2 separate regions of the Homo sapiens genome follow, and region 2 is linked to region 1. Evidence: chromatin contacts called from ENCODE Hi-C or POLR2A ChIA-PET data. All regions are on one chromosome and are shown on one strand. The core of a region is the stretch at or near the end of the contact, and the rest is flanking DNA. Distances in the headings are between cores, read along the strand shown.

What was found. A loop is a pair of places that touch in the nucleus more often than their neighbours do. ChIA-PET counts read pairs that join two places held with the same protein, here RNA polymerase II (POLR2A). Pooled maps may share reads with other maps.
Region 2: a map with no recorded cell type shows a loop between it and region 1 (4-fold over the local background). The contact joins the promoter of BCAR3-AS1 here to the enhancer-like site in region 1. A Hi-C loop is called at or near these places in 1 of 37 single-sample maps with no recorded cell type and 1 of 50 pooled maps. POLR2A ChIA-PET finds 5 or more read pairs at or near these places in 3 of 52 experiments (AG04450, H1 and PC-9).

Annotation. Positions count from the first base shown.
Region 1 is chr1:93,662,944-93,666,611 of GRCh38, forward strand. All of the region lies in intron 2 of BCAR3 (BCAR3 adaptor protein, NSP family member), which reads right to left. Among named protein-coding and RNA genes, the nearest start is that of BCAR3, 17 kb to the right of the region's middle. RefSeq lists an enhancer at 1-141. Within about 2 kb of position 1,833, at least 13 of the 41 ENCODE cell types and tissues checked have a DNase peak (open chromatin) inside an H3K27ac peak, as active enhancers do; they include PC-9, where a contact is called at or near this core.
Region 2 is chr1:93,590,497-93,594,176 of GRCh38, forward strand. It overlaps BCAR3-AS1 (BCAR3 antisense RNA 1), which reads left to right and starts at 1,472. Exons shown (of 4, transcript NR_034091.1): 1 at 1,472-2,012. BCAR3 (BCAR3 adaptor protein, NSP family member) reads right to left here. Exons shown (of 12, transcript NM_003567.4): 4 at 1,769-1,897. RefSeq lists enhancers at 1,668-2,168, 1,675-1,834.

The DNA of each region.
Region 1 (3,668 bases), core at 583-3,082:
GTTCTTGTTACTCCATTATTCCTCCAACATCACATGATTTGATGATCTCAGTCTCACACTCCCTCAGTCTTCTTGGACTTTGGGGCTTCACCTTATCGGGTGGCATTAGAGTCTCTTGTCATGGCCTCATCTACTCCAGGCCAGCGATTCTTGCTTCACATTTATCCTACCCTTTCCAGTCAGAGAAGTCATTTCTTGATGGAAAAAAATGCAAGCTGAACAGAAGCTTAGCAGTTTGGTTTCTCTCACAAGCCCCTCTCTTTGGTCTTATTGTTCCAAACATAACTTCTGAAAGCCCTTTTGTTACCCTTCACATTTTTCACAATCCTCTTTTCACTCTGCACTCTGTTTCTTTACAGCCCAGAGCCACCCTCTGATATGGACCTTGGTTGCATGACCCGACCTTCCCTGGGTCTGGCTCAGGGTCCAAGGTCAGGAAAGCACAGAGGAAGTGGCAGCACAGAGAAGGCAGGTCCAAAGGAAAGGGTTATCTAGAAAGTGCCACCTGCAGTCAGCAAGTCAAGGAGAAAAAGTAACATGATACCTGGAAAGATGTTAAGGTCAGAGGTCAGGAAAGGCAGGATTGCTTATCAATCCAGTGGAGCAATACAAAGGGCTATACCGTGGATGAGAAATTAGGTCAGTTGCAAAGAAGATGGAGAACAGGTGCTGCTAAGGAGAGGTAGTTCAAATGGGCATCCTTCCTCTGAGGGCTCCTTACATGCACAAAGACCTGGCCTTTCTGTCTTTGAATCTCCAGCACCTAGCATAAAGCCTGGCACACCAAAGTTCAACATACTTGTGAATGAATACATCAAAGTGGCCCTGGCTCCTCATTACCACACTGGGGGAATCCTTTAAAGGAGCAGGTTCAGACTGGAGTCAGTCTTTCATTCACATCCTTAAACAGAAGAGCTATCTGGATGGCCACATACCTCTTCCTCCTTTGGAACTGGGGTCACAGCATTGTTTTTAATTGTCCTGAACTGTGTTTCTCTTTTTAAACTTGAGGCCATGGGATTGTGTTTATCATGTACCTCGACCTTGGGAATCCTTTTTCTTACAGTCTAGGGTAGACTATAGACAAGAACACATTTCCCTCCCTGGCTGTCAGAGATTCTAAGGCCTGATTACTTCTAAAATGCCTGGTTCTTTCATTTCAACAGCGAGTTCCTACTTTTCTTTTTACTTTGAGACGGAGTTTTGCTCTTGTTGCCCCAGGCTGGAGTGCAATGGCAGGATCTCGGCTCACTGCAACCTCTGCCTCCTGGGTTCAGGCGATTCTCCTGCCTCAGCCTCTCAAATAGCTGGACTTACAGACATGCACCACCACGCCCAGCTAATTTTGTATTTTTAGTAGAGACAAGGTTTCTCCATGTTGGTCAGGCTTGTCTCGAACTCCTGACCTCAGGTGATCCGCCCACCTCGGCCTCCCAAAGTGCTGGGATTACAGGCGTGAGCCACCGCGCCTGGCCCAGTTCCTACTTTTCTATGAGTCAGTGTCTATCTTATCTGAAAACATTGCAATGCCTGATGACTGTGTTCATGAAAAGAATGGCAATTCAACTCCTTTTTCAGGCAGTTTCCCTAATCATGTTAAAACAGCATCATTTAAATATCCTGCATATTACACTATGGTGAGTCTATATAGGAATCCAAGACTAATACACAGTGGTACTGGTTGATAAAAACTTGACCCAGTCATGGGTTAACCTGGGCTCAGCAGAATTCTAGTGACAGCATGAAGCTAAAAGCCACTGTTGAAATTTTAACTTGGCAGCAGTCAGTCAAATTGAATAGGGTAAGAACAAGAAAAACCGTATCAAGGCCAGTATGTCTCTTGGCAGGCAGAGAGGATCTGGCATCAGTGAATCATCAGGCTTCAGGCTGTCTAAGCTCAAACACAGCACTTCTGATAAAAGCAGATGCTTTGTTTGGCTGCTATCTATCTGCCCTTCCTCCAATCCCACCAGTCCCATCTACCCCACCCCCACCCATTCCCTACCGGCTTCTGAAAGAGTGTGTTTGTAAAGGCTTTTTCTAACTAATCGAGAGGCAGAATAAAAATGCTATGGTTTTGAGATAATGTCCTCAAGCCTCTAAGAGGAAGGGCTTCTGCCTACCAGATAAAGGAACATATCCCCTTGACCTGTCTTCCCGGGCAGACACCCATCCTCAACGTGGCCACCTACCTAAACCTTGAAAAAGCAGCCATCACCCTTTAGGCAAAGGCAGACACTGCAGTGTCCATGTACCTCCTCTGTCTACAGGGTCCTTGGGGAATGTCCAGGACCGCTGGGAAGAAACCACAGGAGTATAATCACCATGCTGCTGACACAGACCCCAGGGAGGGTGGCCCTGAAAACATGTCTGCCTTATTTAAAAAAATCAAGTAGTGGATAAAATATGCTTTAGTTTAAATGGCAAGATAGTCTCCTATTGAATTCTATCATCAAAAAAAAAAAAATCTTCTTTTGAACACCAACCCTATCCAGATCCTATCTATCCATATCCTATCTTATTTCTCTGCACTCGGCCTCCTCTGCTGACTCCCTGGAACAAACTGTGCTGGGATTCCTCTGAGGTCGTTCTTAGGGTTCCTTCCCTTTACTCTTTACATAGAGCTCTAGATCTCTCCTTTGACGATGGCATCCATTTCCATGGCTTTAATTTCACTTCTGTGCAGACTCCTAACTTTATACCTTTCAGGCCAGACCTTTTTTGCAGAGCTCCAGGCTCATAATTCCAACCGCCTGTCTGTTTAACACCTCCACTTAGACATGCATGCATCTCAAACTTAGCAAACCCCAAACAGAAGTCCTGATTCTCAGCAATCTACCATAACCCCCTTCCCTAAGAAAATGCAATCAACCAAACAAATAAAGCCTTGGTCCTCTCCCAAGCTTCCCTATCTCAGCAAATGCCCTATCCCATATACCCAGCTGCCTGAGCCATGCTTGACTATACCTCTCCCCCACCCCACCATATCCAAACCTCAGCAGATATGGCAGACTGTACCTGCAAACTATATCTCGAATCCACAGACTTCTCTCCTCTACCACCACGCTAGTGCAGAACCCCACCTGCTCCCTGTACTTTTACAACCACCTCCTGCCTTCCCTCCTCATCCTCTTCTCCATCAATCCTCCTCCACAGGGAGACAAAGCAATCTTCTAAAAACTGATCGTGCCATTCCCTTGCTTAAAATCCTTTAAAGGTAGATTTCCTTTTGCCCTACAGAGAAAATCTGAAGTCCTTACCCAAATCTAGACCAGTGCTAGCCAATAAAAACACAACGTGAGCCACATGGGTAATTTTAAATTTTCTGATAGTCAATTTAAAAAATAGCTGAAGTTAATTTTAATCCTTTATTTAACCTACTATTTCAAAGACATTATTTCAACACGGTTACATAAAAATTATTACTGAAATATATTCTCTTTTTATATCAAATCTTCAAATTCCCATGCCAGAGAGGCCTTCTCTCCACCAGTCTAAGTAACTTGGGGTCCTCTGATGTTGTATCTTCCTTGTACCTCCTCATTTTGTAGTTACGTACTTAATGATGCATTTGCCTGAATGCCCCCTAAACTGAGAACTCCCTAAGGACAGGGGATACATCTATTTCGTGCTTCACTAGGTACCTGGCATCTAGCACAATGCCTGGC
Region 2 (3,680 bases), core at 222-2,721, 73 kb before region 1:
AACGATTTATCACTGAAAATTAATACTCATGCAAGTAGTAAACGAATGTAATGACCATGATAAGGAGACGGACGGTGGTGATAGTATCGGTTTTATAATTCTGACAATTTTTCTGGAACATTCCAACATTTGATCAACAGTATACTTCTGTTAGGTCAAAATAGTAGGCTACCATGGTTACTTTAAAATTGCATCTTTGCCTTAAAAATGTTTTCACATAGAAATGCCACTTCTTAGAATTGAGCCTGTGAAAATAATTGTAGGTATGAACACAGCAATCTTAAAGGATATTGGTCAGAGTATTAGAAACACCCTATGTGTCCAGTAAATTGTAGTGCATGCATACCGTGGACAGACATACAATGTAGGCTGGTGCAGAAGAATATTCTACAGTGGGTGAAAATTCCCAGGACATAGTAAGTGAGTAGAATGGGCTACCAAAAAAGTATATGTAGTACAATCTCATACTTGATTTCAAAAAGCCCGGGAGGATGTATGTACACAAAAGTATTCATCGTGGTTATCCCCAGGAGAATTATGAGGAGAATTATGGATAAGAGTTTAATTTCCTTCTTTTTGCTATCTATGTTTTCTACAATCAATTTTAAACTTAAAAAAACAAAGTCAGAATAATAATTATTTATTTGATTGTGCCAAGAAATCTACTACATTAAAAAAAAAAAAAAAAAAAAAAAAGCCTGGGCACAGTGACTCATGCCTGTAATCCCAGCACTTTGGGAGGCTGAGGTGGGTGGATCACTTGAGGGCAGGAGTTCGAGACCAGCCTGGCCAACATGGTGAAACCCCGTCTCTACTAAAAATATAAAAGTTAGCAGGGCATGGTGGTGGACACCTGTAATCCCAGCTACCAGAGAGGCTGAGGCAGGAGAATCGCTTGAACCCAGGAGGTAGAGGTTGCAGTGAGCTGAGATTGTGCTATTGCACTCCAGCCTGGGTGATAGAGTAAGACTCTGTCTCAAAAAAAAGAAAAAAAACTTACGACATGATGCCCTTCCCCCCAGCCCCTGTCCACACACTTCCTGTCATGTTGTCCTTGGTTAATGATTGGCCAGATCAGGTTTACAATAAAAACCCAAGGGAAATTCTATGCCTCAATTCTGCAGACTTACTCTATTTTTCAATTTTTACAGTATTAAATGAAAAAACATTATTTATGGCAATCACCCAAATGACGATCACAAAGTATATTCTGGGCCATGAGTCTGTGGTCATGGGTTTAATTCCCCTTTTTTCCCACCTCTGGGTCACAGGATCCAGTAGGGAAGTGATGGAGAGTGTGAATAACTGCCAGCTCAATGGGGCAGAGGCAGCCTTGTTGATCTGGGCCACCTGCCCTCTCTCCTCCCGAAGCTAAGCCACTGCCTTGAGAAGGAGGGGCTGCAAATGGTCTGAGGCTGCTGGCAGCTGGCCAAGAGTTCAATTACCTGGGCCACAGCCCGCCCTCCTAGTTCTTCCGGTTACTGACTCTGTGGCTGCTGCCTCCCACAACGCTGTGCTTGCAGACCCCAGGAGCGCTGGCTGTCCCTTCACTTCCTGAACATGTGGATGTGTGCTTTGGGTTCTTGACCTCAGCTCTTCCCAAGGTCTTCTTAGAGAAGGGTCTAAATGAAGTCATTTTTAGAGTATTTGTTTTTGGTTACACAGGTGCTTCCGCCCATGTGGCCTCGGAGTGGGACCCTGCGGGTCATCAATCTGTACATTGCCTGAGAGCAGCCGTGTATGCTCTGGAAGGGACAAGACCAGGTACCTGTCGGGGGATGCGGCCGTGGTACCAGGCATGGCTGCGCAGGTCCTCGCTGCTCAGGAGCAGCTCCTCCTCCAGCTCCTTCTTCAGTTTCTCGGGGGTCCTGTCCATGATGTGCCTCTCCTTGGAGAACTGCAACACAGAGTCAACCATGAGCTCACCCTGCCCAGGCCACACCAGGCCATGCCAGCTGGAGGTGACCGCCTGCTTCACTAATCCAACCAGTTATGCTACAGCCTGCATTCAGGTAGGGGAGCCTGGATAATGATTACAAAGAGCTGTGACCTTTCGTTTCTCCGGCCGCAACCATGTAATAAAATTTTCACCTGCACATGGGGACTATGGTAGGAGAGTCCACCAAGAGGTTCCTTTTACCAGTCTACTCAAGCAGCTGGGCAGGAAGGGCCAGAGAGATGTACAGACAGCAAGACACAGCAGCCCAGCCTGCTCTCTTCCCAGCGGAGAGCTTCCTCATTCTCCTTCAGGACTGTCCTGACATAGCGTGGGGAGGGCAGCTGTTCCCTTCTGGCCTTAGATCCTGGGCCTCTGGGCAGTGAGGCCCAAAGCACAGTCCTTGGGCTGGTAGCGATGGCCCTAACTTCTTTGCTGTTGGTAAACTCATGTTCAGGAATTGAGTCAGTCTTTAGAAACTTTTAGGGCAAATGGACAGAGCAATTTTATGTCTCTTGAATCTAATAACAGAAGTCTGTCTTTATTTCACATTTCTAATATTTCATTTTTATGACAGATAGGAAAGTGAAACAAATTTAAAAAGACAACCCTGGTCCTTCACCTCAGATGTTTGAGAATCAGTGGTCTGCGGCGTTGCACAGTGGCCATGGCAGTGAGTGCTGGGTGGACAGCGGTGGCTCCAGGTTTAATTTAGAACCATGCCTGCTTACAACATGTGAACTGAACCTGGAAACCTGCCCAGTTCCCAGCAAGACCAGGCATGCTGACCAGGAACCGCTTGCTGAAAGTCCCATGAACAGAAAAAGGCTGTGTCCCTGTGGTTCTCCCAAGTTTCCCAGCTTGTCCTTCAAACCCCCATGGGAGCCACAAAATTATTACTTATCACACTACTTTTTAAAAATGTTTATTTATTTTATTTTTTTTGAGACAGGGTCTCACTGTGCTAGAGCACAGTGGTGCAATCTCAGCTCACTGTAGCCTTGGCCTCCTGGGCTCAAGCAACCTCCTGGGCTCAAGCGATCCTCCCATCTCAGCCTCCCTGGTAGCTAGGACTACAACAGGCACGTGCCACCATGCCTGGCTAATTTTTGTAATTTTTTTTTTAGAGATAGGGTTTTGCCATGTTGCCCAGGCTGGTCTCAAACTCCTGGGCTCAAGCGATCCACCCACCTTGGCCTCTCAAAGTGCTGGGATTACAGGCGTGAGCCACCATGCCCGGCCTATTACACTACTTTGCACGTCAGCAAAGAAATAGCTCCAAATCCTTTTCCACCAAACAACAACAACAACAACAACAACAACAAAGCCCTGGAATTTTAGGGCTAGATTCTCATCCTCTAGTGCTTCTTTGCACATTGGCCCATAAGGAGCGCTAGCTGAAGAGTAACTCAGGGGCTGATTTTTAGATGGGGCTCTGGCTTACTATTTGTTTACTTCTCCCTCCTTCTCACTGGGCAGACACTCACTTGGGAGTGTCTGAAGGATGGAATTTGCATCAAAGAGATGCGGACGCTGGCTGTCCAGGGTGCCTGCAGGCTTTAGACGGTGATGTTTGACACCGTCCGCTCCCATCATTAATATTGTACGGCTTCATCTGAAGACAGCTTGAGTGTGGAATGCAGTTTGTCAACTCGGCCACGCTTTATTGTTCGTTTATTGTCTGACTTGCCTCCCACTAGACTGTAAGTTTCATGAAAACAGAAATCCATCTACTTTTTCCCCA